2 separate regions of the Homo sapiens genome follow, and region 1 is linked to region 2. A link is a loop called in an ENCODE intact Hi-C map of the cell type or tissue named here. Cell type or tissue: CD4-positive, alpha-beta T cell. All regions are shown on one strand. Links, peaks and the distances in the headings refer to the core of each region. The heading gives the core; the rest is flanking DNA.

The links. A loop is a pair of places that touch in the nucleus more often than their neighbours do. Peaks named below come from ENCODE experiments on the same cell type or tissue, not always from the same donor. Only the 100,000 strongest peaks of a DNase experiment are listed, where the experiment ranks them.
Region 1: it touches region 2 in a loop (8-fold over the local background); 54 of 110 quality-filtered maps call a loop at or near these places.

Annotation. Positions count from the first base shown.
Region 1 is chr12:9,324,008-9,339,462 of GRCh38, forward strand. LOC105369649 (a long non-coding RNA gene) reads right to left here. Exons shown (of 3, transcript XR_007063205.1): 3 at 10,845-10,929. Among named protein-coding and RNA genes, the nearest start is that of LINC02367, 36 kb to the right of the region's middle. In CD4-positive, alpha-beta T cell, for the core only: CTCF peaks have their summits at 7,325 (motif pointing right) and 7,525; a DNase peak (open chromatin) is centred at 7,334.
Region 2 is chr12:9,701,352-9,716,256 of GRCh38, forward strand. It overlaps LINC02390 (long intergenic non-protein coding RNA 2390), which reads left to right and starts at 2,033. Exons shown (of 2, transcript XR_931347.3): 1 at 2,033-2,806; 2 at 7,521-9,567. It also overlaps a transcript of CLECL1 not described here. RefSeq lists enhancers at 821-870, 9,365-9,454, 11,869-12,038, 12,049-12,098, 12,149-12,198 and a silencer at 6,198-6,297. In CD4-positive, alpha-beta T cell, for the core only: CTCF peaks have their summits at 6,993 (motif pointing left) and 7,198; DNase peaks (open chromatin) are centred at 4,960, 6,197 and 7,020; H3K4me3 peaks cover 628 bases; H3K27ac peaks cover 1,245 bases.

The DNA.
Region 1 (15,455 bases), core at 3,819-11,818, 380 kb before region 2:
TGAGATTTCTGCTAAATGGGTATCCCTTAGCTTAGGCAAGATAGGCGGAGCCCTCCTATACATGATTTCAAAAGGTGAAAACCTAGCCCGGTAAGGAGTGCATCTCACTCTAAGAGGGGCTAAAGGAAGGAGTCTCACCTAATTTTCACCGGTCTCTAAGATCAATTTTGTAAGAGTATTTTTTAGGGTGTGGTTCATGCGTTCTACCTGCCCAGAGCTCTGGGATCGAGAGGCACAATGGAGCTTCCATTGAATGTTTAGTGCCTTACTGACTGACTGAGCTATGGACGAGGTGAAGGCCGGTCCATTATCAGACCCTATGGCAGCAGGCAGCCCATGTCGAGGGATGATTTCATTGAGTGAAAACCTAACTACCGTGGTGGCAGTCTGGCAGTCTCGTTCTTGGTGGCAAATGCCTCAGTCTATCCAGAAAAGGTGTCTAGTAGTACCAGAAGGTATTTGTACTCTGCCTGGTGTGGTTTTATTTCTGTAAAGCCAATTTCCTACCTTCTCCTGGCGAGCCTCCCCGGAGGCGGTGGCCTGAGCTGGGTTTAGGACCTTGCTTGGCGTTCACCTGGGCACAAGCTGCTTGGTTCGCTAAGTCCTGAAGGTGGGGGATCTTGAAACGGCTCCTTAGAAGCTGGGCCAGGTTTCCTCCTTCTAAATGGGTGGTAGAATGCAGACGACTGATTAAAGTTTCCCCGAGAGCTTGGGGTATGAAGATTCCGGAATCAGGAAGAATCCACCAATCTTCCTGATTTTTACTGGCCTGAAGATCCAAAGCCTATTTTTCCTCCTCTGGGGAGTATTCTGGGTGATCTGGTAAGTCAGGTTGCGGAAAGGACACTGCAGGCAGCAGAGTCAGAGGCGTGACTGGGAGTTGAGCTGCCTCCCAGGCTGCAGAGTCTGCTCTTTGGTTACCACAGGCAATGGCCATGTCTTCTTTTTGATGTCATTTGCAGTGAATTACAGCCAGCTGTTGAGGGAGCCAAACAGCTTCAAGCAGGGCCAAAATTTCTTCTTTGTTCTTGATAGCCTTTCCTGCTGAGATGAGTAGCCCATGCTCTTGGTAGATGGCTCCATGTACATGCACAGTAGCAAAAGCATACCTGCTGTCAGTGTGAATTTTAATACGTTCGTCGTTACCCTATCGGAGGGCCTGAGAGAGGGCAATCAACTCAGCCCTCTGTGCCGAGGTACCTGCTGGCAGTGCTTGGGCCCACAGTATATTCGTCTCCGTAGTGATGGCAGCACCAGCCTTTCGAACTCCCTGCTCAAGGAAGCTGCTACTGTCTGTAAACACAGTGGCATCCGCCTCCTTTAAAGGCACGTCTTGGAGATCAGGTCGGCCAGTTTCCGTAGTCTCTAACAGTTCTTGGCAGTCATGGACAGGTGTGGTAAGGTCTGGGTCAGGGAGCAAGGTAGCTGGATTTAAGCATCTTGTGGGAGAGAAAGTTAAATGAGGCTGATCTAACAGTAAACTGTGATACTGCAGGATGCGGGCATTTGACATCCATTTGCCAGAGGCACTTCATAGTAAAGTGTCTACAGCATGAGGACCTGTAAGGGTTAAATTTTGGCCCAGAGTCAGTTTATCAGCTTCCTGGACCAGGCTCGCTGTTGCTGCTACTGCTCACAGACAACTTGGCTACTTGGTGGAGGCCACAGGGTCTAGCCTCTTAAGACAAGTAGGCTACCGGACGTCACCATGGCCCTCCACTGTGGCGGTCACCGTGGGCTGCTGGGGGCCAAGAGAGAAGGAGCCCCGGTCTCGTCAGTCATCAGACTCCTCCGCTGCGGGGAGGGTGAGGACTTAATTTTTCTTTTCTGGTTTTTCCTCTGGCTTTAATGGGCATTCTTTTTTCCAGTGTCTAGTCTGCTTGCAATAAGCATGTTGGTTTTTCTCCAGGGGAGCCTGCTCGCCTTTCTTGCCTTTCTGGCGGGGACCTGGGGTTCCCTGGCCATTCCTCTGTGATGGGGGCCTTTCCTTCTTGGCTTCCTGGATGGCCGCCACTAAGATTTTCGCATGTCTTTTGGATGCCTTATCGGCGGCCTTTTCAGTTGCCTGAGCTGCCCGTTTTCGCTTTTCAAACTCTCGATTGTCAAAAACTTTCTGGGCTATCTCTAGAAGTTGGCTAATGTTCATTCCAGCAAATCCTTCCAGTTTTTGTAATTTTCTTTTAATATCAGGGCCTGCCTGAGCCACAAATGCCAAATTAATAGCACAGCTATTCTCGGGAGCCGCCGGGTCAAAAGGGGTGTAACTCCGGTAGGCCTCCTGGAGGCGTTCCAAAAACGCCCCCGGTGGCTCATCAGGTCCCTGGACAACTTCAAATGTCTTAGACAAATTTATGGGTTTTCGAGCAGCTCCTTTGATACCCGCAAGGAGATACTGGTGAAAATCATCTAAAGCTCTCTTCCTGCCTGAGGAGTTTGGATCCTAATTAGGCCGGGTAGAGGGAAAACCTCCTCTAGGAGGTTATGAGCTTCCTCCTCTGGTCTACCGTCTGATGTAAGGAAATATTTTCTGGCCTCTCTTCGGGTACGTTCCTTCTCTTCAGAGGTGGAAAGGGTTAAAAGGAGCTGTTGACAGTCCTCCCAGGTGGGCCGGTGAGTCCGGAGCATGGACTCCATCAGTGAGGTCAAGACCTGGGGCATTTCAGAAAAGGGGGGGTTATGAGTCTTCCAGTTGTACAGGTCAGAAGTAGAGAAGCGGACATAAACTAAGAATGGGCCTGAGTGCTTATCGCCCGGAGGGACTTGTGCCTCCTCAGCGGGAGGAGGGGGGCTACCTCCTCCTGCCGTGGCCGCGATCAGGAGGCAATAGGTGGAGAGCCCACAGGGGAGGTAGTGCAGGAGACAAGAGAACATTCTGAGGGAGCAGGAGGGTTATAAGGCGGTGGAACTGGGTGAAGGAAACTTTCCTCTTCCTCACAAGGAGGCAATACAGGAGGAGCCGAGCCGGCTGAGGGTCGAGGCGAAAGTGAGGTCTGGCTCAAAAGGACCTTGGAGGTAGAATTATGAATGGCGCATGAGCGGAGCCGTGGAGGAGGGCTCCGGACCAAACTCAGCCATTGATCAATGTAGGGAAACTGATCGGGGTGACCGGGAGTTCCAGCAACAACCCGCCACACAGTCTGAACAATTGCGAGGTTCAGTGACCCTTCTGGGGGCGGGGGTGCACCTGACTCTAAACTTTGGCCATTCTACTCCACAGAGTGTCCAGAGTTTGCCTTTTTTAAGGCGGAGCCTATAATCCTCTGAGAAGCCTAGAGAGAAATTTTGTAACATACATTGGAGAGGGCTCCAAGCTTTATGAGGCCAGGAAGAAGAGTTTCCTATTCTGGAGGCAGTTTAACAAGGTTTGAGCAGAGATATTAAACTTAGCATGGACAGAGAAATTCATGACCTAGGGGGGCTGTAGTATCAGAAGAACAGAAATAACATAACCAGAAGGAGTGGCAAAACAGCTATAACCAACACTTCCTGCCGCATAAGGTTTGTCTTCTTAAGCTTTGAGACTTAGGGAGAGGACACGTGGCAGGTCTGAGGCCCGTGGGACCTATGTGACTTCCCTCTCCCCTTTGACTTATAACCTAAATATCTTTGGTGTCTCCACGACTCAAAGGCAAAGAGTTCAGACTTGGCCCTTTCTTTTAAGGGTTTGAGGAGGGAGAGAAGAGCCAAGTCTTGGAGGCGCTGGACTTGCTGCGACACAGGAAAACGAGATGTGCAGGGCAAGGGATGGCGATGAGGAGGAAAGGGGCCACTTGGATCTTTCCTAAGGTAGGAGAGTAGTCACAGAGGATAAGAGTCCAGCTGGAGTGAAGCAGTACGGGGGTAGTCCTTCTATTTTAGGGTTGCCAGATAAAATACAGTATGCAAAATCAATGTGCATTGGAGAAAATAATTTATTATTAGAGAATACGTAATTTCTTTAGCATAAATATGTCTTGTGCCATTCTTAGTTTGGGACATACTTATGCTAAAAAATTATTTGTTCTTTATCTGGAATTCAGAATTAACTAGGCATTTTATATTTTTATTTGCTAACTCTGGCTACCTTATTCTCTTCTTAATATTCTTCAACTCTCCTAGCTTTGCCCTCCTTCCCTGCCCCCTCTTCTAGGGGAGTCGGATCGAGTTGTAAGGAGAACATGCCCTCCCCTCCTCTTCCCTTCCCTTCCCTCCCCTTCCCTTCCCTTCCTTCCTTTTCCCAGTTTCTATATACTGTATTAGTCACTAATCTAAGTGTTCTAGGTACAACAAACAAAACCACATCAAAATAATCCACAGCTCCCCACTGCTCTCAGAGGCCTACATGCTGGTGGGAGAGATGGCAATTAAACAAGATTAGTAAGTAGGGTAGAGAATATTAGAGAGGAAGATGTCCTGAGAAGAAGAAATAAATCAGGAAGAGGATATGAAGTGCTGGGGAGTGTTGAAATTTTAGATGGGGTGGGGCTTGACAAAGCCTCCCTGAGAAGGTGTCTTCCGAGGAAAGGCTTGCAAGGAAGGGAGGGTAGGTGTTTGGGGGAAGAGCATCTAGACAAAAAAAGACAAGTACAGTGCAAGGTTCTGGAGGCAGGCGCGCACTTGGCTGCTGTGTTTGAAAATGAGGGCGGTGCGGCTGCAGGGGAGAGGACGGGGGGTGGACAAGAACTATGGGGTGGCCAGGTCCTATGGGGCTGTGGGAAGGACCTTGAACTTTACTCTGAGGAGCATGGGAGCCATCGCAGAGTATTGAGCAGAAGAGTGGCATGACCTGGCTGGATTCTTTCATAGAGTCCTTCTGGCTGTGATATTACTCTCTATTAGACAGGCAAGCTCCTTGAGGGCAGGCATTGTGTCCTATTGACCTTTATTATAAGGACATAGCACATCTAGCCTGTAGAAGACTTCAATATGTTTTTTCAAATGAATGAAGAACGACTGAATGAATGCATGAATGAATGCTGTCTCCCGACAGCCAGATCCTGGCTCCTAAGGACTCCGGGAGTCTTCTCACTGTCGAAGGAAAACTCTGGTAGAGGATGCTGCCAGCAGCCAAGTCCCTGGGGCTCTTAGCTGCTGCTGTGGCAGCAACACACATCCAAACCCGTTTTCCTTCTTGCCACATAGCAGGCTGCTTAATGGATCACTGTCACCTGGAGGGAGAATTTCAGGGGAGACCCTGCCCTGGGCTATCTTCTGATTGATGATGTCATCGAGCGTTATTAACAAAATTATAGACAAAGGTGGGAGGAATGGAGGATTTATTAATGGATGGCCTCAAAATTTACAACTATAGATTGTATTTATCGGTTCAAGCCAAGAGGCCCTGTCTACATTTCACCTTGACAACATCTTTGGGTTGAACCTCATGCTTCTCCTTCCTTTACCACAGGTCATCATCTGTCTTCTCCATAGTTCATAGAACAAAAAACAACATGAAGTCCCGCAAGAGCTAGTATTTCTTGTGAGGATTTAATCCTCTGAATAACTATGAAATGGGAAGCATAATTAACTCCTTTTACAGATAATGAAACTGGAGCTTGGAGAGTTAGTACCGTGGCCAAGATCTCTGAGATAGGAAGTGGTGATACCCAGGACAGGAATCTAGATGCTACGATGCCAGAGTCTTGAACCAACCCCTATGCCTGCTGGCCTTGGGATTAACCAGAAAAATGAAAGTCCAGATCCAATTGCTTGAATTTGTTTTTTTAAAAAAACTTTTATTGTAGGCTCAGGGGTGGATGTGCAGGTTTATTTTATAGGTAAACTCATGTCACAGGGGTTTGATGTACAGACTATTTCATTACCCAGGTACTAAGCCTAGGACCAAATAGTTATTTTTTCTGCTCCTTTCCCTCCTCCCACCCTCCACCCTTTGCTAGGCCTCATTGTCTGTTGATCCCCTCTTCATGTCCATGTGTTCTCATCATTTAGCTCCCACTTATGAGAACATGCAGGATTTGGTTTTCTGTTCCTGTCTTAGTTTGCTAAGGATAATGGCCTCCAGCTCCACCCACGTTCCTGCAAAGCACATGATCTCATTCTTTTTCTATGGCTGCATAGTATTTCATGGTGTATTTGCACCACATTTTCTTTATCCAGTCTTCCATTTATGGGCATTTAGGTTGATTCTGTGAATTTGTGTGTTGAAGCATAGCATAGCATAGCATTTCGTATGCCTAAAAATATGGAAATAATAAGTGCGTGGCTCAATGAATTGTCCAAAGCAAGTGCACCCAGTAACCAGTACCCATAAGAAACAGAACATCGTCAGCCCTCTAGGAGTTCCCTCATGTTGTCATCTCAGGCCACTGCGCTGGAGAAGAGTCTCCAGTGATAACAAATATTCTCACTTCTGAAGTGAGAATTTTAATATTTTAATTTTAATATTAGTTTAAAATTTTATTAAATGAAATGGTACAGAATAAACTCTGTCAGGATAATTTATTATATTTGAAAGTCTCACGTGTATTTCTAAAGGCAGCTATAGTTCACTTTCAGTTCTGTATAGCTTTTATTATATGCGTCTATATATGCAATATCATATTTTAGGACTTTTGTATATATATATTTCATGTATTCTTTTTATTATTGATGTACATGCGAGTTGTTTCCAGTTTGGAAAAGTGCTAAATAATGATGTATTGTAGAAAAGAGAAAAATAGTCTAAGGAGAAACTAAATTAACTCACAGCTCCGCTATTGAGAATTTACCTCCCTTAACTGTCATAGTTCTGGCCATTTGTGGACGTTCTTTTGCGTGGTGAACAGATGCAGGCATTTCTAACGGATCTATACCTGAGTCAAATTGTGGGGCCATAGAATGTATATGTCCGTCTTTAGAAAATATTATCAAAGGGCTTTTGAGGGTGTTTGTAGCAGTTTACACACACAGCGGCATATGAGAGTCCCAGTCGCTCAGCCCCCTCAGCAACACTCGATGTTGTTTTTCAAATAAAATGTTATCCATTGCATAGTGGTATCACATTGTGGTTTTAATCTGCATCTCCCTGATGACGGAGAATGTGCAGCACCTTTCTCTACACCTGTTGGCTGTCTGGCCACTCTTTGGGAAATGTCCGGATTGTTTACCCATTCTCCCCAGTGTGTCGCCTTTCTTCTTAATTGATGGGAGTTAGTCCCACATCCTACATGTCAGGCTCTTGTCACAAAAATGGTAAATGTTTCTTCACACTCTGTTCTTGCCTTTTTATTTTGTTGAAGGCATCTTTTGATGAAGTTCTTAGTTTTAATAAAGTCCAAATGCATGTGCCTGTTCTCTGTGATGCTCCTGCCTGGGGCTGCAGTGCTAGTACTGGTCACCAGGGGGCAGCAGCCTCCCATGTCCCTGGTGCCCACGGAGCTTTGCTGGAGCAGGTGGAGCTCCGGGATAGCCTCCTGAGAAAGGCACCTCCTGTTAGTATCAATGATCCCCACATTATGAGGACAACGGAAGCAGGAAGGGGTTTAATCACTTTCTCCCCGTGCTGACTTATTCACTCAGCGACTCTGCCCTGAGCACTCACCTTGTGCCAGGTGGCCTGGTGGGCTCAGCATTGGTGCTGAAAATGGCAAAGGAGTCCCTCTCCACCCCAGGAGCCCAGTCTTAGGAGACCTGCACAGAACCACTAAAGCAAGTCCACATGAAAGAAAAGAGCAGGTGCTGTGATAAAAATACGGTAGGATGACGGGAGGGAGGGCCGGGGAGTCACTGTGTGGGGAGAATCCAAATGCCTCACTGAGGTGACATTTATGCCATGGCCAGAATGACAATGGGGGACCAACGCTGCCCAAGTCAGGGACAGCGGTGTCAGAAAGAAGCCACCCTGGGGCACAGCCTCACAGGTGGACCTGAGTTTGGCAGAGGAGGTTAGAAAGGGGACAGTGTGGCTGCAGGGAGGCTGGGGGGAGAGGAGCAGAGGGAGGGAGGAGTCGGGGGAAATGAGGGTAGAGATCTGCTTGTCTTTGACAACATTGTGCCTCCAAACTTCGCAACTTTAAGCAACAAATACTTAATATCTGACAATTTGTGTCCAGCAGAATCTGGGCACAGCTTAGCTGGATGCCTCTGCCTCACTGCCTCTCCTGAGGCTGGGACTGTGGTCTCAACTGAAACTGGACTGGGGAAGGATTAACTTCCAAGCTCACTCATGTGGGTATTGGCAGGACTCAGTGTGGACTGAGGGCGTAAATTCCTCCCCGTCTCTTGGCCTGGGCACTCCCTTGGCCTCTGCCATGTAAGCCTGTACATAGAGCACCTCATAACAGCAGAACTCGCTTCCCCAGTTTAAGGAATGCAATGGAGACTGAGAGAGACAGAGAGAGAGAGAGAGAGAGAGAGAGAGAAACAAGAGACTGAGAGATTGGGGGAGGAAAAACAGAAGAGAGTGAACAGCAGAAAAATGGCAGCTTTGGGGATAATAAAAGCATAACAGTTGCAATAGACTGAATATCTCCCCCCTCCAAAATTCATATGGCAAAATCCTAACCCCCAATGTAATGATATTAGGAGGTGGGAGGTAATGAGGTCCTGAGGGTGGAATTCTCATGATTGGGATTACTAGCTTTATAAAATAAACCTCAAAGAGCCAGGCAGGCCATTGATGCCAGGCACTCTCTTTGCAGAGCTCCATGCAGGAGATGGGTTCAACAACACCATCTCCTTGAACGAAGGGCAGGTGCAACATGCCATCAACCACGGCCAGTGCTGGGCTAGGGTGAGAGCAGGCACAGAGGGGTCTCCACAGACAGAGACTCAAGAAGTCCAGGGTGGCCCATGACTCAGACGCACAAATGGGGACTCCCTGGGCTCTGTCCTTCGGCTTTCCCACTTGAGTGACCCACAGTCCCCTCCCAAAGGAATCTGGCCTCCATTAGTACCCAGTGGCAACTTGTTTAGGTGGAAAGTCCCTGCTCATCTACTTTTAGGAAGATCAGAGGAAGTGCTTTTGTGTTGTTTTCACTTTACACAACGCTATGATTATCTTTGCATGTTGCTGCTGTTTTTATTGTTTTAACAACCTACCCCAGGTGTCTCCTGTAGCAGACAGCTCCACTGTCCTGCCAGACTGCCTCCAAACCTTACAAGCTGTCAGTCTTACTGGGGAGGTTCTTTTTTACAAAGGGTGGGGGTGTCACACAAAAAGAGCCTTCAGCTGCTCTATGCATCTGTCTGCAATATGTCACCTCAGAGACCTCACCCCCATAGCACCATCGGAGAGGAGCTGTGTCCTCATATGTCTTCATAACTTTCAATAAGGGAGGCCTCTCAATGCTGCCGGAGCCTCACATGATAAAATTCTATTTCGACATCAGCTATCTTGTAGCGGTATCTGATGCTTTTCAGAATAGGCCATGACAGTTTGTTAGCACTTCCATGATACAGTGCCACAGACTGAAGGGCTTTAACAACAGAAATGCAGTTTCTCACAATTCTGAAGGCTTGAAATTGGACATGGAGCTGTGGGCTGCATTGGTTTCTCTGAGGCCTCTCTGCATGGCTAGTTGATGGTCTCCAGCTCTCTCTGGGTCACAGGGCCTTCCCTGGTGCTTCACTGTGTCCTTACTGCCTCTCTTATAAGGACTTTAGTCATATTGCATTAGGGCCCGCCCTAATGAACGTAATCTGTGTCACCTCTTTATGGACCACATGTCCAAATACAGTTCCATTCTGAGGCACTGGTGTTAGACATGAACATGAACTTTGAAGAGTAGACAAAATTCATCCTGTAACATATACTAATGCCTTGCAGAAGACAGACTCCCAGGAAAGGAGTTACTTGGTGAGGAATATGCATACATGACATTTTCATGGCTTAGTCAGATGACTTTCCAAAAGGGCTGTTGTGGATACATTGCCACCAGCAGTCCTGAATGTAGCTGCTTCCCAGCATCCAGCCACCCCTGGGTGTCAAGTCTTCTAATATTTTGTCAATCCGGTGTCTGCGTGACAAATAAAATTCCATTGATCCTTTCATTTCCAGCTTCCCTGCTGATATGTGTGTGTCACCTTTCGGCTGTATAGTCCCCACTTGGATTTTCTCCTCCCTGAGTCATCGCTCAGATCCGTGGCACTGTGATGGGCTCTTTCTCCCACCCAATGAGTCTCCTGGCATTGGGCCCTTTGCCGGGTCTGCAATTGCGGTAGCTGTTTCTCAAGACTGCCTTTATGTTAAACAAAGAAGCAGTTATTGGCTTTAAGTCCAAAGGGTTCTTCTAGTTTTTTGCTGTGTCACTGTCTCTAAAACAGAGGAGGAAACAAGGCCTCCCCAGGTCCTTTTCCTCCGTGTCAGCGCAGACCAAGCCTCGGGGAGTTGAGAGGGAAAGTCACACAGTAGTTCCCGTGAGCAGTTTTGGAGCTGCCTTCTTACATCCAAAAGCCTGTGTTTGCTCATTTCTAAAATGAGGGTGTGTTTTTGAGGATTTGCTGGGATAATGCTCTTTATACAGTCTATGAATACAAGTCCCTGCGTGCTAGAAGAGAGGCCCCAGGCACGCTCAGTTATCTAGGAAGGTTCTGGTTGGTGTTCATTCACTAAACACACATATGTTAAGCATTTACTTTGTGCAGGCACTTTTATAGATGACTAGCATATTTTAACAAACAAAGCAGATGCCAACCCCTGGGCCTCAACTCCATTCTATCCAGGGAGTCAGATCCTCACTGGAGACATCGAAAGCAAGGCACGCCCACAGAGTGGGAGATGCAATGCCCTCCTGGCCTCCTCTAGGTATAAACACTTCCTCCCAGATTCTGAGCAGGATGACAGATCCCAGGACCAACTCTAAAGTGGGTGGACTCTGGGTCCAGAAGAAGGACTTCCTGGGACCCCAAAAGGATGAGGGGATTATACGGCCTGTGGCTGGGGAGAGACTGACGGAACTCTGGATCTCATACACCTCATAATTCCTCCAAGATGGCTGAGGTCTGGGGCTTCTGCAAGAGGAAAGAAGTCAAGGTGAGCTGAAGATGGGGCCTCACGTCCTTGTCAAAGGAGAGGGGAGTTGGAGTCAGAGCCGGCCCCCAAAAGACCCATGCCCAGCACAGTCACTTCCCAGCTCTGCTTGTCCTCCTCCTTCCCACATCCACCTTTCCCAACCCCAGCACCAGGGGGCCCAGACCTGAAGCAGTGACGAGCCACCTGCTCACACGCCTGCCTGGAGCCACAGTCCTGGTGCCCAGGTACACGAAGCTGTGTGCCCTGGGCCTACAGGAGGAGAATGTCAGTGGGTAGCTGAGATCCACAATTGTCTGTAAAGTCCTGCTCTATGACCAGGTCTGTCCCTGCCAGGACAGCACAAAGGGCTTGGACTGGGATGGGGCTGTCCTCTAGACAGGCAGCAGCACACAGGTGCTGTGGATGAGCCGTGCTGGAGGAAAGACCAGGCCTCTGACTCTGATGCCCACTTCCTGCCCCCAGCACCTTCTCTTTCATTTTGGCCACTTGGCCAGATCAATACTCTGTAGATTTCTCTCAGCCCCCAAGCTTTCCATCCTTCAAGCCTAAGGTGACCTACATGTAGGTCAAGTGGCCTGGATCAAAGCTGCCGCAGCATCTGCACATTTTTCTTGCCTGGATGAAGCCTCTGGAGCCCATCAGATAGAGGGAGAGGTAGAGGCAGATAGTGAGGTGGCTGCAGTCTGGAAGATTTTCTGAGGTGTGGGATTTTGGGGCTGGAATTCCCCTAAATTCAGTGAGTTCACTTTGGTGTTTGGAAAGACCAGTGCAAAGTGATCGATGATGGTAATCCTATCTCTTTTCCCAGCTCTGATCCATATCCAGAAGTAGGAGCATTTCCAGTGCTAGCTGTTGAGTTAGTGTCAGCATGGGATGAGAACCTTCCAGTTACAGTGCTGCAGTTAGAGCCACCTCCAGAGCCTTCTTGCCCTTGTCCTGGGACTGTGAGAATCAGTCCAGCAAGGAGATACCTGACATCATAGCATCTGCTGCAACCTCTCGCCTCAGCCCTGCAGCAGGAGGCTGAAGAGAAGCAGCAATTGGTGAGGCCCCTGTCCCCAAGCCCCGTGCTCCTCCAGATCCTGAACATAGGAGTTGTCACGGAGATGGAGAGCAGAGCATGCGACCCCAGCTCCTGGGCCTCTCTGAAAGGCTTCCCAGGGGACAGGCTTGACCCCGTGTGTCTGGGAACTGCCCCTTTTTCTCATACTTGGTGCAGGCTTTGCCTTGTTCATGGCAGGCTTCCTGACAGGAGGTGAAGGAGCAGGCAGGGTGGGACTCCAGCAGCTCCTCCTGCTCCCAGAGGCCACCTCTTTCTTCAGGGACTGAGGTCTGATTTCAGCTGAGCATCTGGGCTAGGGTCCTTAACGGGGGACCCCCCCCACAGTATTTCAATGTAAGTTCTTTCTATTTTCATAAGTGTCAGCTGGCTGAGAAATAAAGAGAGAGAGAAAGAGTAAAAAGAGAGGAATTTTACAGCTGGGCTGCTGGGGGTGACATCACGTATCGGTAGGACCATGATGCCCACCTGAGCCTCAAAGTCAGCAAGTTTTATTAAGGATTTCAGAAGGGGAGGGGCTGCAAGAACAGGGAGTAGGTACAAAGATCACGTGCTTCAAAGGGCAAAAAACAGAACTACTGATAAGGGTCCAACAAAGATCACAAGGCAAAGGGCAAAAGCAGAATTACTGATAAGGGTCTATGTTCAGTGGTGCACATATTGTCTTGATAAACATCTTAAACAACAGAAAACAGGGTTCGAGAGCAGAGAACCAGTCTGACCTCAAATTTACCAGGGCAGGGTTTTTCCCCACCCTAATAAGCCTGAGGGTACTTACAGGAGACCAGGGCGTATCTCAGTCCTTATCTCAACTGCATAGGACAGACATTCTCAGAACGGCCATTTATAGACCTCCCCCCAGGAATGAATTCCTTTCCCAGAGTATTAATATCAATATTCCTTGCTAGGAAAAGAATTTAGCAATATCTTCCCTACTTGCACGTCCATTTATAGGCTCTCTGCAAGAAGAAAAATATGGCTGTTTTTGCCCAACCCTGCAGGCAGTCAGACCTTATGGTTGTCTTCCCTTGTTCCCTAAAATTGCTGTTATTCTGTTCTTTTTCAAGGTGCACTGATTTCATATTGTTCAAACACACATGTTTTACAATCAATTTGTACAGTTAATACAATTGTCATAGTGGTCCTGAGGTGACGTACATCCTTCAGCTTATGAAGATAACACGATTAAGAGATTAAAGTAAGACAGGCATAAGAAATTATAAGAGTATTATTTGGGAACTGATAAATGTCCATGAAATCTTCACAATTTATGTTCCTCTGCCACAGCTCCAGCCGGTCCCTCTGTTCGGGGTCCCTGACTTCCTGCAACAGGTCCTCCAATATGCTGCCCAAAACAGGCTCTTTCTGGCTGTCAGGAGGGCGGAGGTATCTGGAGGGGGTGCAGCCTCCATAGGGTACAGGTCCCAAAGCCTCCAAGACTAGCAGCTGTGCCCTGGGGTCTCCATGCCTCCATCCTGCCCAAACACTTATTCATATTGATAAGATTTCAAATTTATATAATAACTTTCAAATAAAGAATTTGACTTTTTAATGAAAATTTCCATGTCTTCTTTACCCCTCTATATTGTCAGATAGCATTGCTGAGGCTATCCTGAAAATACCTCAGAGTTTCATCTTTTTGCTGTGGTTGTTTGTGTGATTAAATTACAATCATTATTGTAAATCTTTCAGGTATGGCTTTTAGAGGTCTTTGACCTATATTTGGCATTTTTTGACTCTTAGATTTATTGTGGAAGGAAGGCTCATATGGATTCATTTCTGAGTCAGATCTTACCACCTTTTGGCATCAAGAATTTAGCATCAGAGTTTCCAGAAATTATGTATGCCACTTGATATGTCAGATGTCTTAGCTAGTCTGGGCTACTAAAGCAGCATACCAAAGACTGGGTGGCTTATAAATAAGAGAAATGTATTTTTCACAGTTCTAGAGATGGTGAAGTTCAAGATCAAGTCTTCAGCAGATTCAGTGTCTGGTGAGGGCTGGCTTCCTGGTTCATGGACAGCCATCTTTTTACTGTGTTCTCACATAGCAGAAGGGATGAGGGAGCCCTCTGGAGACTTTTCTGTAGGGGCACTAATCCCATTCATGAGGTCTCTGGTTTCATAATCTAATCACCTCCTCCCAAGGTCTCACCTCCAAAGACCATCATATAAGGGACTGGATTTCAACATAAGAATTTGAGGGGGACAAAAGCATTTGGTCCATAGCATCAGGTAACTCTTGAGTCATGTGCACTCAAAATAATTCTGTAATCTTCTGTGAATATTCACTGGTCTCCTCTTGGTTAAAAAAAATTTTTTTTAATTGTAGGTCTTGATTCAGCTAGGTCCAAAGTTTAACTTCTACAGTTGCCTGCACAACTTGTCCACAGGACAAAAGGAACTTTAGAAGCAACTGGGCATTTGGAGTTTTAGGAAAGTTGTTGGGAGGATTTGGGGTCTGGACAAGGAGAAGTAGAGGGAGGAGAGGACAAAGGTAAAGCAGGAAAGAGATCAGAATGGAAAAGGGGAGGAAGGACCCCTGTATATAAGTGTCAGCTGGAGGACAAGGAAGGGGAGGGTTTCCTAAGAAGATGAGTTTAGTTTGTTGTTGCTTCAGTTTGCTGAGTTGCCCATTATGTTTGGTCAGATAAGTATTTTTTGGGACAATATTTTTTAAATTTTTTGGAGACAGGGCCTCACTCTGTCATGCAGGCTAGAGTGCAGTGGCACCATCATAGCTCACTGCAGCCTCCAACTCCTGGGTTCAAATGATCCTCCCACCTCAGCCTACTGATTAGCTAAGACTACAGATACATACAACTATGCTTTGCTAATTTATATATATATATATATATATATATATATATATATATATATATATTTTTTTTTTTTTTTTTTTTGGTAAGGACTGGATCTTCCTATGTTGTCCAGGCTGGACTAAAACTGACTTGAAGCGATTTTTGTGCCTTAGCTTCCCAAAATGCTGGCTGTCCAGGTATGAGCCACTGTACCTGGACTAATGAGAAGATTTTTTATTCCAAATGTCATTTGGAATCCTCTGCGTACCAACCAACAACTACTACTCACTGGGCCTGAGAAATCTTATTTCCTTTCTTGTTAAGGCACCTCTCAATTGAGGAATTTTGTTTAAATCAAATATACCCCAGAGTGGCCACGGGAGGCCAAATCTTGATCTAGTGATGCCGTTTAGAAAGATGGGCACGGGAATGAGCATTGAGAGGAAAGTACACACAAGGAGCAGGAGTTTTTCCTAGAAGTGCAAAGGACTTGGGCTTAGCCAGCCCCAGGGGAGCAGGGGCTGGATGCTTATGCACCTCGTGCCTGACAGCTGCTCACCTCTGAATGAAGACACAAACATTTGTGCCTCTGGCAGGTAGAAAAAAACACCATGCACTCTCTGGATCCCAATAAGAATGCACA
Region 2 (14,905 bases), core at 3,586-11,585:
CATAGAAAAGGAAAAAAAAAAAGGCAAAAGGCACAGTGTAATGATGCTCTCTTTACTCCTTTGGAAGGGATTGATAAAATTGCAACTACTTCTTGTATAAAGAATCATCCATTTTATAGATGACTACAAATTCAATCCTAAACCTTCAAATACAATGAAAAGAAAGTATGTACTGAGAGCTGGAATGACTACTCACCTAGGCCAAAGTCTCACCTAGGAATGAAGCATCAGGCACACAGTGCACTGAGCATGGCTGAAGGTGCATTGACTAATCTTCTAAAACCTACTCCAGAATGAGAGAGACTGGTACAACTCCATTTGTGCTAAATTTGGAGATATAAACAATATTTTGGAGTTAAAACCTAGAAGTTTTCAAATCTACATAAAAAATCAATTTCTTTTTTTTCTTGCAAAAGCAGAAAAGATGAGAGGACATTGGCACCTGCCAAGAGTGTTGATGAAATGGGGTACTTCCCTGGCCTCTTTGCAGGAGTTGCAAAGGGGTTGGCTTGTTTACTCAGCCCACAGCTCTCAACCCCTCATGGGAGGGGAAACTCACAGGTGAGTGGGTGTAGGGATCAGGATGAGGGCTTCTGTGTGCCAGCAGGAGTAGAACTCTGTGCTGCCCCATGGCAACATCTAGGGGAGTTCCCATGACCCCTCAAGCCCCAGAGGGTGAGTGTTACAGTGTGCTCTTTTAGCTTTTCTATCCACAGATGACAAGTATTTAACAGCTCAGTGGAGGGTCAGGGTGACAGCCTTTTGGACCTGCCTTCTTGGTACCTCAGTTCTTGTTTAGCGTCCAGGAAGAATCAGGTCATGCAAACAAATTGAAGGGTAGTGAATGTGGAGGATTTTATTGAGGGATGGAAGTGGCTCTCAGCGGGATAGGGAGCTGGAAAGTGGATGGAATGGGAAGGTGGTATTCCCCTGGAGTTCAGACAAACTCTTCTCCGAGGTCCCACCATCAAGCTGTCCCTCTGAGCTCAAACTGCTTCTCTCTGACATCCGGCTGCTTCTTCTTTTCTTTCTTTCTCTGTCACTCTGCTATTCCGCTGCTCTGCTGCTCTGCCACTCTGGTGATGGGGCCTGTGGTTTTTATGGGTAGAGGATGGGGTGTGGGGTGGGCCAAAAAGCAACATGTGAGTGGGAAAGCAGGAAATGCATGTTCTCATTTTGGTCTGTGATCCCAGGCTTGAGGATGTGTGGCTCTTGCTTGGGACAGCCCTCTTCTGCCCAGTATTTCCCTGCTTCCCACCCATATCACCAACACTGCTCCTAACCCTACTCAAAAGGTACATTAAAATATAGAGGTGGAAAGTTATATGCTGCTTCTCTCAGAGCAAACCCTTTCTCTCTTATGTAAAATAACTAACTTTCCTCCACAGCATAATTTAAAAAGAAAACTAATGATGACATTAGTCAGAAATCTGTAGACATCTCTACTCCTCTAGTAACTCTGAAAACTGGGTCTGCTAATGAGTTGGTAGCATTAAATCTGAAGACTGAAAGTTTTCTATTCTGTTCCTTCTCTTTTTACCCTTACTTTAGTGGAACAGTAAATTTCAGTAAAATCAGTGAAGGTGTATCTGCCAAGGTTCCAATCAACACAGAGGAAGAGAAGACTTGTTCTATAACTAAACTAGTAGACAACCCAGAAAAATTATCTCTACTTATAATAAACAGAAATCCTAATTACTGCATCCAACTACCTGACCATCATTCATTTTTAAGAGACAGAATTTTTAACGTTCCAAAGTTCTCACCCAAAAGAGATCTGACAGTTTCTGACTGCAATCCATTCTGGAGAAGTTGCTACTAAATTGAATAGAGTAAAGTTATTGTTCCTTTAAATACAATATCTATGAATGGACAATCAAGATTTATGTCCCTTAAGGCATAAGACAGCTGTTAAATGTTGTTCCTCCATTGTACTAATCAACTTCATACTACTGGAGGATATTTGTAAAAAATATTTATATATACACACATACACACACACTCTTAAAATAATTTGTGCTAGGTTATTTATTTATTTATTTATTTATTTATTTATTTATTGAGACAAGGTCTCACTCTGTTGCTCAGGCTGGAGTGCAGTGGCATGATCATAGCTCACTGCAGCCTCAGCTTCCCAAACTCTGGCGATCCTCTCACATCAGCCTCCCAAGCAGCTGGGACCACAGGCATGTGCCATTATACCTGACTAATTTTTGAATTTTTTGTAGAGACAGAGTTACACCGTGTTGCCAAGGCTGGTCTCAAAATTTTGGGGTCAAACAATCTACCTGCCTTGGTCTTTCAAAGTGCTTGGATTATAGTTGTGAGCCACTGAGCTCAGCCTGTCCTAGGTCTTTTAATGTCAAAAGAACACTTGCCCGCATATATATATATATGTATACATATTTGTCATTTCTTTGTCTTAAAACTGGAATATCCTGCTTTAAAACTTTAAGACAAAGTGTAAATGATTTTCTTTTTTTAATGAGAAATAGTCACCTTTTGTCAATTTTATTTGCTGATTTTATTGACTTGCGTATTCTACAGTGGAGACCTCAACATATTCTATGTATTGTGTTTTAGTAGCAAGGTGAACATATGTATGATATTTTCCACCTTAATGTTACTCTTTAATTGAATACATTTATAAGTTACATTAAAGCTTATTTTATGTTGAAAGAAGGAGCTAGAAAACTAGTGATGTTAAACAATGTGTTAACATTTATTTTCAATGATGAATCATTTAGTTTACAAGACATATCTTGTATTTTCTTTAGGTAATTGCCAAATCAGAGTCAAATTTATGGTAAGTTCATAGTACTTTAATATTTTATTAATATGAAATACTTGATTTTTACATCTTTAGAATTTTAATTGCACAAGGAGAACTTCCAATAAATATTTTCTGTATATAATTATGACACTTTCTTCACAAATATTACATATTCTATGCTCCAAGGCCTTGAACAATTTCTTGTGAAAATGTTGCTGCATTGTCACAGTTATTTCACAATTTTCATATAGAGAGGAATAGGGATTAAGTTATGTTCATTTGCTTTTTTTAACTTTTAAGTTCAGAGATACATGTGCAGGATTTGTAGATTTGTTACATAGGTAAACACATGTCATGGAGATTTATTGTACAGATTATTTTATCACTCAAGTATTATGCCTAGTATCCATTATTTTTTAAATTCTCTCCCTCCTTTCACCCTCTGCTGTTTGGTAGGCCCCCGTTTTTGTTATTTCCCTCTAGGTATCTATGTGTTCTCATCATTTAGCTCTCACTTACAAGTGAGAACATGTGGTATTTGATTTTCCATTCCTGTGATAGTTTGGTAAGAATAATGGCATCTAGTTCCATATATGTCTCTGCAAAGGACATGATCTTGTTCCTTTTTATGGCTGCATAGTATTCCATGGTGTATATGTACCACATTTTCTTTATCCAGTCTATCGTTGATGGGCATTTAGGTTGATTTTGTGTCTTTGCTATTGTGAATAGTGCTGCAATGAACATATGTGTGCGTGTGTAGTTATTATAGAACAATTTATATTGCTTTGGGTATACGCCCAGTAATTGGATTGCTGGGTCGAATAGTAGTGCTGTCTCTAGGTCTTTGAGAAATTGCCATACTGTCTTCCACAATGGTTGACCTAATTTACACTCCCACCAACAACGTAAAAGCATTCCTTTTTCAACACAACCTTGCCAACATCTATTATTTTTTGACTTTTTAATAATAGCCATCTGACTGGTGTGGGATGGTGTCTCATTGTGGTTTTGATCTGCATTTCTCTAATGATCAGTGATATTGAGCTTTTTTTCATATAATTGTTGGCCACATGTATGTCTTCTTTTGAGAAATGTCTTTTCATGTCCTTTGCTTACTTTTTAATGAGGTCTTTTTTTTTTGTAAATTTGTTTAAGTTCCTTATAAGTGCTGGATATTAGATCATTATCAGATGCATGAATTACAAAAATTTTATCCCATTCTGTAGGTTGTTTACTCTGTTGATAGTTTCTCTTGCTGTGCAGAAGATCTTTAGTTTAATTAGATCCCATTTGTCAATCTTTCCTTTTCTTACAATTGCTTTTGGCATCTTCGTCATGAAATATTTGCCTGTGTCTATATCCTGAATGTTATTGCTTAGGTTTTCTTCTATGGTTTTTATAGTTTTGGGTTTTACACTAAAGTCTTTAATCCATCTTGAGTTGATTTTTGTATATGATATAAGGAAGGGTCCCAGTTTCAATTTTCTGCATATGGCTAGCCAGTTCTCCCAGCACTATTTACAGGGGAATCCTTTCCCATTGCTCATTTTTGTCAGGTTTGTCAAAGATCAGATGGTTGTAGGTGTGTGGTCTTATTTCTGAATTCTCTAATCTGTTCCATTGGTCTATGTGTCTGTTGTTGCACTGGTACCATGCTGTTTTGGTTACTGTAGCCTTGTAGTATAGTTTGAAATTGGGTAGTGTGATGCCTCTGGCTTTGCTGTTTTTGCTTAATATTATTCAGGCTATTCAGGCTCTTTTTTATTCCATATAAATTTTATTCCATATAAATTTTAAAATAGGTATTTTTCTATTGAATCTGTAAGTTGCATTGGGAAGTACGGCCATTTTCAAGATCTTGATTCTTCCTATGCATAAGCATGGAATGTTTTTCCATTTGTTTGTGTCTTCTCTGATTTCTTTGAGCAGTGGTTTGTACTTCTCCTTGAGGAAGCCCTTCACTTTTCTTGTTAGCTGTATTCCTAGGTATTTTGTTCTCTTTGTAGCAATTGTGATTTGGCTCTCTGCTTGCCTGTTGCTGGTGTGTAGGAATGCTAGTGATTTTTGCAAATTGATTTTGTAACCTGAGACTTTGCTGAAGTTGCTTCTCAGCTTAAGAAGCTTTTGGGCTGAGATGATGGGACTTTCCAAATATAGAATCATGTCATCTGCAAACAAAGACAATTTTACTTCCTCTCTTCCTCTTTGAATATGCTTTATTTCTTTCCCTTGCCTGATTGCCCAGGCCAAAACTTCTAATACTATGTTGAAAAGGTGTAGTGAGAGAGGTTATCCTTGTCTTGTGTCAGTCTTCAAGGGGAATTCTTTGAGCTTTTGCCCATTTAATATGATATTGACTGTAGATTTGTCATATATGACTCATTATTTTGATGCCTGTTCCTTAAACACCAGGTAGATTGAGAGTTTTTAACATGAAGGGATATTGAATTTTATTGAAAGCCTTTTCTGCATTTACTGAGATAAGCATGTGGTTTTTGTCTTTAGTTTTATTTATCTGATGAATTACATTTATTGGTTGGTGTATGTTGAACCAACCTTGCATCCCAAAGATGAAGCCGACTTGATCGTGGTGAATAAGCTTTTCAATGTGCTGCTGGATTCAGTTTGTCAGTATTTTGTTGAGAATTTTTGCATATGATCATCAAGGATATTGGCCTGAAGTTGTCTTTTTGTTTGTATTTCTGCCAGGTTTTGGTATCAGGATGGTGCTGCCCTCATAGAATGAGTTAGGGAGAAGTCACTTCTTTCAAGTTTCTGAAATAGTTTCAGTAGGAATGGTACCAGCTTTTCTTTATACATCTGGTTGAATTCAGCTGTGAATCCATCTGGTCCTGGGCTTTTCTGGGGAGGTTGGTAGGCTATTTATTACTGGCTCAATTTCAGAACTCATGGTTGGTCTTTCAGGGATTCAATTTCTCCCCTGGTTCCGTCTTGGGAAGGTGTATTTGTCCAGAAATTTATCCATTTCTTCTAGATTTTCTAATTTATGTGCATAGATGTATTTTATGTTCATTTGAAAAAGCTGAAGGGTTAATTGGAGTACCAGAAATTTTAGTTTTAATTCTAGTAAAATGACTAAATAAAATTACGATGTAGGCATGCAGTAGATACCAGTTTAAAGTTCTGGCAAATCTCACCAATCTAAAAATTATGAAGGATAAAGATTATAAAAGTTTTATACAAAATTAGAAGTATTAGCATCTAAAATTACATAGTAATTTTATCATTTTATTAGAATTAAAGCCAAGATTTCTTAAATGTTTACACATACATTTGATATGGGAGTGCTGGGAAGGGAAGAACATGGTCCCTTTAAATGATATGCAGTGGGGGAAGGGAAGTGCTAGGTAGATGAGGGTGTGGTCTCTGGCTAGGGCTCCACTTCTGCCCTACTGCCATGAGGTTGGAGCTCCCCAGCCTGCCTGTCTGTGTATGCTCCCCTAGAGATTTGAGCAGTGGGGCACTGAAGAAGCAAGCCACACCCCCATCACATGCCCTGCAAGGGGGCAAGGGAACTTTTCCCATTTCAAATGGGGGCTTTTCCAGGATCTCAGAAGTTGAGTATGAGCAAATACAAAACTATGGGGTCTGCTTTTCTTCCAAAACCCTGCCACTTCTCTTTCTGTGGGTAAGATGCTCTGTTTTCTCTTTGTCTCTTTTCTCTCTCACATGGTTCAAAATGGCTATCTCTTTCTTTATAGTGTTAAGAGTTTTGTTACAGGCTGCAGCAATTTTACTAAGTAAAATGAGCATTTGGCTCAGTCAACAAAGATGCAAGTCAGACCAATTGTTCCTGGAGGTGCCATGTATGCCTCCATGTCGACAGCCACAGGTACACATGGCTCAGGGCACCTCCCGTTACCCTTTTTCCTCCCACTTCGGGTGCCTGGGTGTGCCCACAGCAGGCAAAGGCCAAGTTCAGCAGCCACGAGGAGGGTGGGAGGAAGCTGGGGCAGTAACCAGGACTGTACAAGGTGCTTCTTACCTGCCGTGCCAATGGAACATTCCCTCCCCTGGCCAAGGAATTAAATCTGGTCTGAACTGGGGGAAGAATGGGAAAGTTATAAGGATTAGGAGGGCCCACTTGCACTAAGCAAGTGGTTCTTCCCTCAGAATCTCTCCCATTTTTGCCCCTTAAGCTATTTTTCTGTTTTTTAAGTGAGAGGGCTCCCCATTCTAACACTGTTTCTGATAGGGAAGTTAACGGTGAAACGACCCCTGCTGGCTGAGAACTGCAAATTCAGCAGGGCATACTTGAGACTCTCTAAATGGACACAAACAGCTTCTGAAACGCCTTTTCAGTCCCAAACTTGATTCCAAGCTTCAGGCTGAGGTCCTAAAAAGGAAAACCAGGTCTGAGGGATCCAAAGCCAGGCAACGGGCACAATATAAATGGGCAGCCAATTTCTGCCAATTGAAACCTCCACCCCATGGAAGGAGGCCTTGCTTCGTGACATAAACAGGCCCAGGGAACTCAAAGTTTGCCAACAGCAGGGAGAAAAGAAGGCATAGATAAGGGCAGTTAACTCCTATTCTCCGGATTTTCTCTACTTCATGGGTACCTACCGCATTGGTACCTATGTCACTTGCCAAGGTCAAGGTCACTGGGTCTCAGGGACAAAAGGTGGAAAGTGAAGGGGGACACTGGCTTTCTCTCTCCATCACACCCTGAGTATTTGCTGAAAGAAGAGAATGATGGACACCTCTGTTCCCTGTCTTTCAGAATGGGCAACCAGTTCTCTTCACCACTTCCAGCTTATACTCCTCTGGAGTGTATCCTGAACCATTGGGACGGCTTTGACCCTCAGAATCTGGAGGAAAAACACCTCATAGCCCTACGCACAAAGGGTTGGCCAAATTATGATTTACAGGAAGGACTGAGTTGGCCTCAGGAAGGAACCATTCATTTCAATACCACTTGGCAGTTGGAACTTTTCTGCAGACATGAGGACAGATGGTCTGAGGCCACATATATGCAGGCTTTCTATATCTTGCAAGGCAATCGAGACCTTGGCTAACAATGTAAGATAGATCTAGCCCTCCTGTTTGCCATCTTAGGGAAGGCTGCAAGGGGCAAGCCTAGAGAATTAAAGATATGAGTCCCAGAGGCACCCCCAACAGGGGAGCCAGCTCCCTCAAGCCCTGCTCCTCCAGGTCTATCCCAACCTCCCTATCCAGCTTCAGCCTCTCACTTGCCCCCTCCTAGAAATCCTCACTCTAAACAAGCCCCAGTCTCACTCCTGCCCCTCCAACAGATGCCCAGTGAATTTGGGCCCAGTAAGGTCCAGGTCTCCTTCTCCCTACAGGACTTAAAGCAAATTAAGGAGGATATTGACAGGTTTTCAGATGACCCTTATAGATAGAGGCTCTCCAGAATTTCACCCAAATATTTGAACTCTCTTGAAAAGACATTATGTTACTTTTGAATCAGACCCTGATGGACACTGAGAAACAGTCCACTCTGCAAGCAGCAGAGAGATTTAGGAATGAGCTTTGTATCACATATAGCGTCAGGGAAGGGGACGAATATTCTCCAACTGGAAGAGAAGCAGTACCAGTGAATGACCCTAAATGGCATCCCAATGATGAGATGGAAGACTGGAGAAGCACACACTTTCAGGTGTGCATAGTGGAAGGCTAGTATAAATTTATTACTCAGGCAGCTCCTGATATCAGGAGGAAGTTGCAGAAACGATCCCTGGGATCAGCTAGTACATTAGAGGACCTCCTGAAAGTGGCTACCTTGGTCTTTTATAATACAGACAGGGAGGCCCAGGAAGAGAGAGGAAATACGCAAAAGAGCAAAAGCTTTAATGGCCACCATGCAACCCCACAAACCCTAGAATTCCCAGGGTACACCTGTTAGTTGCTAAAGATATTTCAAGAACAGTTATCTCTCTGGTAAAGTTTATTTGCTCCTGTGCAAGGTTTCATTTCTTTCAACAGAGTGAAACAACTTGGGGTACAATGTTATTGTTAGTATATTTTCTTCTTATGTCTGTAATATTTGGCACTAAATTCTTTCCTTTAATAATACACATGTTTAACCCATGCATACTTAACCTTATAAAACTTGTTTTTTCTCTCATGCCTGGAAGCCATCAAACTCCAAATGTTCAGGCAACCAGAGCCTCAGATGATGGCTCCGCTTTGCTAGGAACCCCCAGGTAGACCTCTCGGAAGCATCCGACAGCAGTTTACCCCAAAAGAATGCCCCCTGTCAGTGGGAAGCAGCTAAGACCAGTCATTGTCCATATTCTCATGGCAGTTAGATACACCTCTTCAGAGAGGGGAAATAATATGGGAGTGCTAGGAAGGGAAGAACATGGCTGGCTAGGGCTCCATACCCTGGCTAGTCCTGGCTAGGGCTCCACACTCACGGACCTAACTGAGAACAGGTATTTCCCGCCCAAATGTTGCATTTCCCAAGACCACCCTGGCCTGCCATGCCCCCATCCTGTGCCTGCAAAAACCTGAGACCCTAGCAAGGCAGATACAGAAGCAACTGGACATCAAGAGGAGCACATCAGCGGAGGAACACACAGGGAGAGGAACACATAGGTGGCTGGACATTGAGAGGAACACACTGACAGGCACCAGCATGCTGGTAGGCCACTGACTGACAGAACAATGCAGAGTTTGGCTGGGGCAGCTGGAGGACAGTCTGGGCCACTGAGCAGCCTGACTTCAGGGGAAAACCATCTCCCTTCTGACTCTCCCATCTGCTGGTAGCTATTTCCACTCAATAAAACCTTGCACTCATTCTCCAAGCCCATATGTGATCTGATTCTTCCAGTACACCAAGGCAAGAACCTCAGGATACAGAAAGTCCACTGTCCTTGTGATAAGGCAGGGGTCTAATTGAGTTGACTAACACAAGGCACCTAGAGCGGCTAAACTAGAAGAGCAAAACTAAAAGAGCACACTGTAACACATGCCTACTGGGGCTTCAGCTGCAAACATTCACCCCTAGACATTGCTGTGGGATCTGAACCCCACAGCCTGCCCGCCTGTAAGCTCCCCTAGAGGTTTGAGCAGGGAGGCACTGAAGAAGCCAGCCACACCCCCATCTCACACCCTGCAAGGGGATAAGGGAACTTTTCCCATTTCACATTCAAGCCAGAACTGTTAAGAGAAACAATGGGTAATTTTCTGGCTTATACTTATTCTGGGTTCCAGAGAAGGTTGGTGTTCTGTTTCTACCTTCAGAATTGCATTGGCTACTTAATCTAAAAGCTTTGGTCAAACAAGCTGATTGTGGAGTTAACTGCTCTTCATTAAAGCTACTTAGAGCTTTTCCACTTCATATTATTAAGCTTCTGTGAAAATTTTGCTTTTGCCTGGTTTCAGAGAGTAAGTTATTTAAAAAAAAAAAAAAATCTCTTCTTAGTTTTCACCGTACTCAACTATCAGTAGAATTTCACATACTTGATTGCTTCCTCCCTGATATTCTTTCTTTAAAAGAAACCCTCTCCCCACCCCAGATTATTATTATTTTTTTTTTTTGCAGTGGTCCTTCTCAGCTTTCTTTTGTGGTTCCTTTTCCTTTTTCCACCCCCTAAAGTTTGGAATACCCCAGTCCTTGTACCTCTTCTTATCTGTGCTTACTTCCTAGGCAATGTCTTCTGGTCTCATCTATGGGCTGCTTACAATCACATTTATTTCTCTAGACCTAGCCTCTCCCCTGACTTCCAGCCTAAAGTATCTAACTGGATTCCTGACATTCCTACAATGATAGTTAATAGGCACTTTACACTTAACATGACTCAAGCTGAAAGCCTAGTCTTTACTTCATGCAAGCTTCTCCCTCAGTATTATCATTATCGAATACATCTTACTAGTTGATTTTCATTTCATATTACCTATCCAATACATCTAGATAAATTTAGAGTATATCCAGATATTCTCTACCTTTTGAGGCCAGTTTAAGACCAGCTTGGGCAACATAGCAAGACCCTATAGCTTACTTTTAAGGTAAAGATATATCTACCTTAAAAATAGCTGCCAACCCAAACTAAGCCATTTTCATTTCTCACCTGATTATTGTGATAGGCTCTTGACCAGTGTCCTTGTACTTGTCTCCTCATCCCCATAGTCTATTCTGCACACATTATTTAGAATGAATTTATAAAAATGTAAGTCTAACGATGTAAGTCTTTATGGCAAATTTTCAACTACCTATCTCACTCAGTAAAACGTGAAGGTTTCCCTGTGGTTCACAAGTTACTATATGATGAGGCTCCCATGTACTCCTCCAAACTCACATCTTCCTATAGTTCTTTTTAGTGCCTGTTGCACCATAATACTGTTCTGCTTTAGCCAAGCATGAACAATGCAATCTACAAATGAAATCTTTTTATTTCTTTCTTTACAATCCGTATGCCTTTTATTTATTTTTCATGTTTTATTGCACTAAATAAAACTTCTATTGTGATATTCAATAAAAGTGGCAAGAGTGGCCACCTTGCCTTTTTTCTAATCTTAGGGAGAAAGCATTCAAATCTTTCCCCATTAAATATGAGGTTATCTGTAGTTTATTACAGATAGTCTTTAACAAATTAAGGTAATTTCTCTTTTATTCCTAGGCTTCCAAGAGTTTTAATCATAAATGTTTGCTGAATTTTGCCAACTTCTTTTTTTAATCGATTGATAGAATTACATAAAGCTTTTTTATGTAAGTACAACTATTAATAAAACCCAGAATCAGAAGACTAAAAAGGACCCTGCCATCTATTGAAATGTTTAGACAAATTAATAACTATATGAGAAACAAAAACTATATTGTAGCAGGATGAGCCGCAGACAAAACCTCTCAGACACCAAGTTGGAGAAGGAAGGACTTTATTCATCTGGGAGCATCGGCAAGCTACTGCCTCAAAATCTGAGCTCCCCGAATGCACAATTTCTGTTCCTTTTAAGGGCTCACAACACTAAAGATTTCACATGAAAGGGTCGTGATTGATTTGAGCAAGCAGGTGGTACATGATAGGGACTGCATGCACCGGTGGTCAGAGAGAAACAGAACAGGGCAGGGAGTTTCACAATGTTCTTCTATACAATGTCTGGAATCTATGAATAACATCGGTTTCTAAGTTATGAGTTGATTTTTAACTAATTTTCAACTACCTATCTCACTCAGTAAAACGTGAAGGTTTCCCTGTGGTTCACAAGTTACTATATGATGAGGCTCCCATGTACTCCTCCAAACTCACATCTTCCTATAGTTCTTTTTAGTGCCTGTTGCACCATAATACTGTTCTGCTTTAGCCAAGCATGAACAATGCAATCTACAAATGAAATCTGGTTTAGGCCAGGCAGGCCCAGGCCTGGTTTCGGGCCTGGTGCTGGGCTGCCTGTCTTTGGTTTTACTTTCTTGTTGTTTTTTTCTTAAAACAGGTACTGAGTATAAAACAATATAAAACAATATGAGAGGGTCTCTCTCTTCCCTCATTTCCCCCATTTGAGACTCTCACTTTTTATTAGGGGAAGTTCTCACTCTTATTTTTGCTACTTATGTCTTTTTGTGCAATAGATCGATAGTGATTTATATAGTATGCTTGTGCTGAAGCATTTTGGTGAACTAAGGTAGCGACAAAGTTTTTTACCATTTGGAGAAATACAGGTGTCAGACAAGGGAGCAGTAAGCAAGTTCCTATTACTATTATTACTCTTATTGGAAGAGTTTTAAATCTTCTTATTGCTGGGAACCAATTTCCAAACATGGCTCTTGGATTGAGTCCGTGCCACACTTGCACGGGTACATGTGCCAGTTTTGTTATATCTTTAACTATGTCTTTAACTACTTGCCTTTGATTATCTATGTGTAGACAGTAATTAGTAAGGTTAAATTTCTTATAGACCTCTCTTTTAGCTGCTAGCAAGTAGTCGAGAGCCAATCTATTTGATAGATAGCATTTCTTCATAAGAGTCTCTTGCCAGGCAAAAACAGTCAAAGCTCAACTGGTTTTATTAGTAATAATTTCTAAAACAGCTTGTAACTGTATGATTCGGTTGAGCATGTAGATGGGGGTTTGATATCTTCATGAGCCATCTTGTGCATAAGTGGTGGGTCCATAGTATTGTATGATTTTTTCAGGAGGCCATTCATTATCTTTCTAATCACCTATGGCTATGCTTCTTTTTTCACGGGAAGCACAGACTGGGAAGCCCAGAAGTTCACCTGTTTTTATGGGCAGTAAGAAGAAAGATGGCTTAATGGTGCCAATTACACAGCTACCTGTCCACTGATCAGGCAGCTTAGCATAAGCTCTGTGTCCACATATCCAGTATAACCCAGTGGGGGCCATCCAGTCCTGGTGGAATTCTGGGTGGGCCTAAACAGCCTGCAGCTTTGGAAATTTACTGAATGGATTTCTTTCTGTGTAATTGGAACTCCACCATGTAACTGTTTTTGTGGTATCATTATACAGCTTTTGCCTAAGACAACTAAGCTGCCTTACAGGATGAGTGAATCCTTTTCCTTCTCTAGCTATACAATACTGTCTAATAATTGAGACTTTTAGAACTTAAAAATTGTCAGGGTGGTTCTTTTGGGCTGGAAATTCATCAGGAACTGGGTCTGTAGGAACTAATTCTCGGGCTACTTATGGCCATTGATCTCTTATTACAGTTTTTCTACAAACATAACATGAAGTGACATTTAGAGACTGGGCTACATGCTTGGCTAACTGCAAAAACAAATTTCCGGTTTTTCCTGGAGTCTCTGGTACTGGCACATTTAGTTTATCATAGAAAGTCTGAAATACTGGTTCTGGAGAGCATCTTTGAACCTCTCCTTCTATTAGGATATTTACACTAGGATCTAGTCCTTTTCTATCAATGTCTAATGTTACATATTTTCCTTTATTCTACTTTGGGTCTGAGGGATTTGTGATTATCAATTCTAAAGGGCTGCAGCTCCTCCTCATGCAGGAGGGGCTGACTTTTCCTTTTTTGGAGCCAAACAGGATCTTTTTTATCTTCTTTCTAAGTAGCCTAAATGAATGACACAAGACCAGTATTGACACATCTCACATAAATATGATTCTTGACAGATGTACTTATTTTCTGCTGCGTAACTTTTTTTCTAATCTAGAGAACCGCATCTTAACCTATGCTGTTTACTATTAATAGCAGCACAGGCATCAAATTTTAAGGTTACATTTTTGGGGACCCCTTTTCTTCTGTTCTAGCTATTACTTTACTTGCGTCACTTAGAGAACGACTAGTTCTTAGTCTTACTTCAAGGACTGTGATCATGGGAGGTTCAAAGGGGTCATAGCACACATCGGGCTGGTCACTTCCTGGATTACATACTTTGTACTGGGTGTTACTATACAAAGTTTCTCTTTGGAGTCCCTAGGCATTCATAATAGCTATAAAATAAAAAGATTGTCTTAACTTGTCCTACCTCAGTGACCTGATGTATGCACTGAAGGCAGCCCTCTGTGTGGGAAGAAGTATTGGAAGCTTTTACCACACAGGTCTAGCTCTCATTCACAAATTTTTGGGTTTTTCCTCCTCTACCTCCAGCATCCACTCTCCCAGCTGACACTCCAGAGGTCCAGTTGCCATCCCCACCCACTGCTGAGCTCTCTCCAGTTCTCGCCTTTATTCTGTCTTCTTATCCTGACCTCTCTTTGGAGGCCTTTCATCATTGGTTCCGATATTGGCTCTGACTCTCCCTCACCATCTCAGTTTTTCTCATTTTCTCATAACGTCACACTGGGTCCGGTTCCTGCAGTGCTCCTTTTACTCACATCATTGGCCTCCTCTCTGCCATCACAGGCCCCTCTCACATTGGCCTGCACATTTTCACTACTTTTTTCCCTCCTGCCCACAAATTGCCTTGTATCTTCTGCCTTCAAAGACTTTCTGGCCCCTGGTTTCCACTCATCCATCATGTGTTCTTAGTTCACCTTCACAGTTGACTTTCTTATCTTGGTTACCAGGGCCTTCTCTGCCATGAGTCCTTGCTCCCCACATCTCCTTTCTGGCTCACTCTCACCACTGTGTTTCTGCCTTCCCAGCCCTTTGCATGACTGAATTTCATGTTCTTGTGGGACTGTCTTCTGCCCTCACAACTTGCCTTTTCCATGCTTTTCCTGG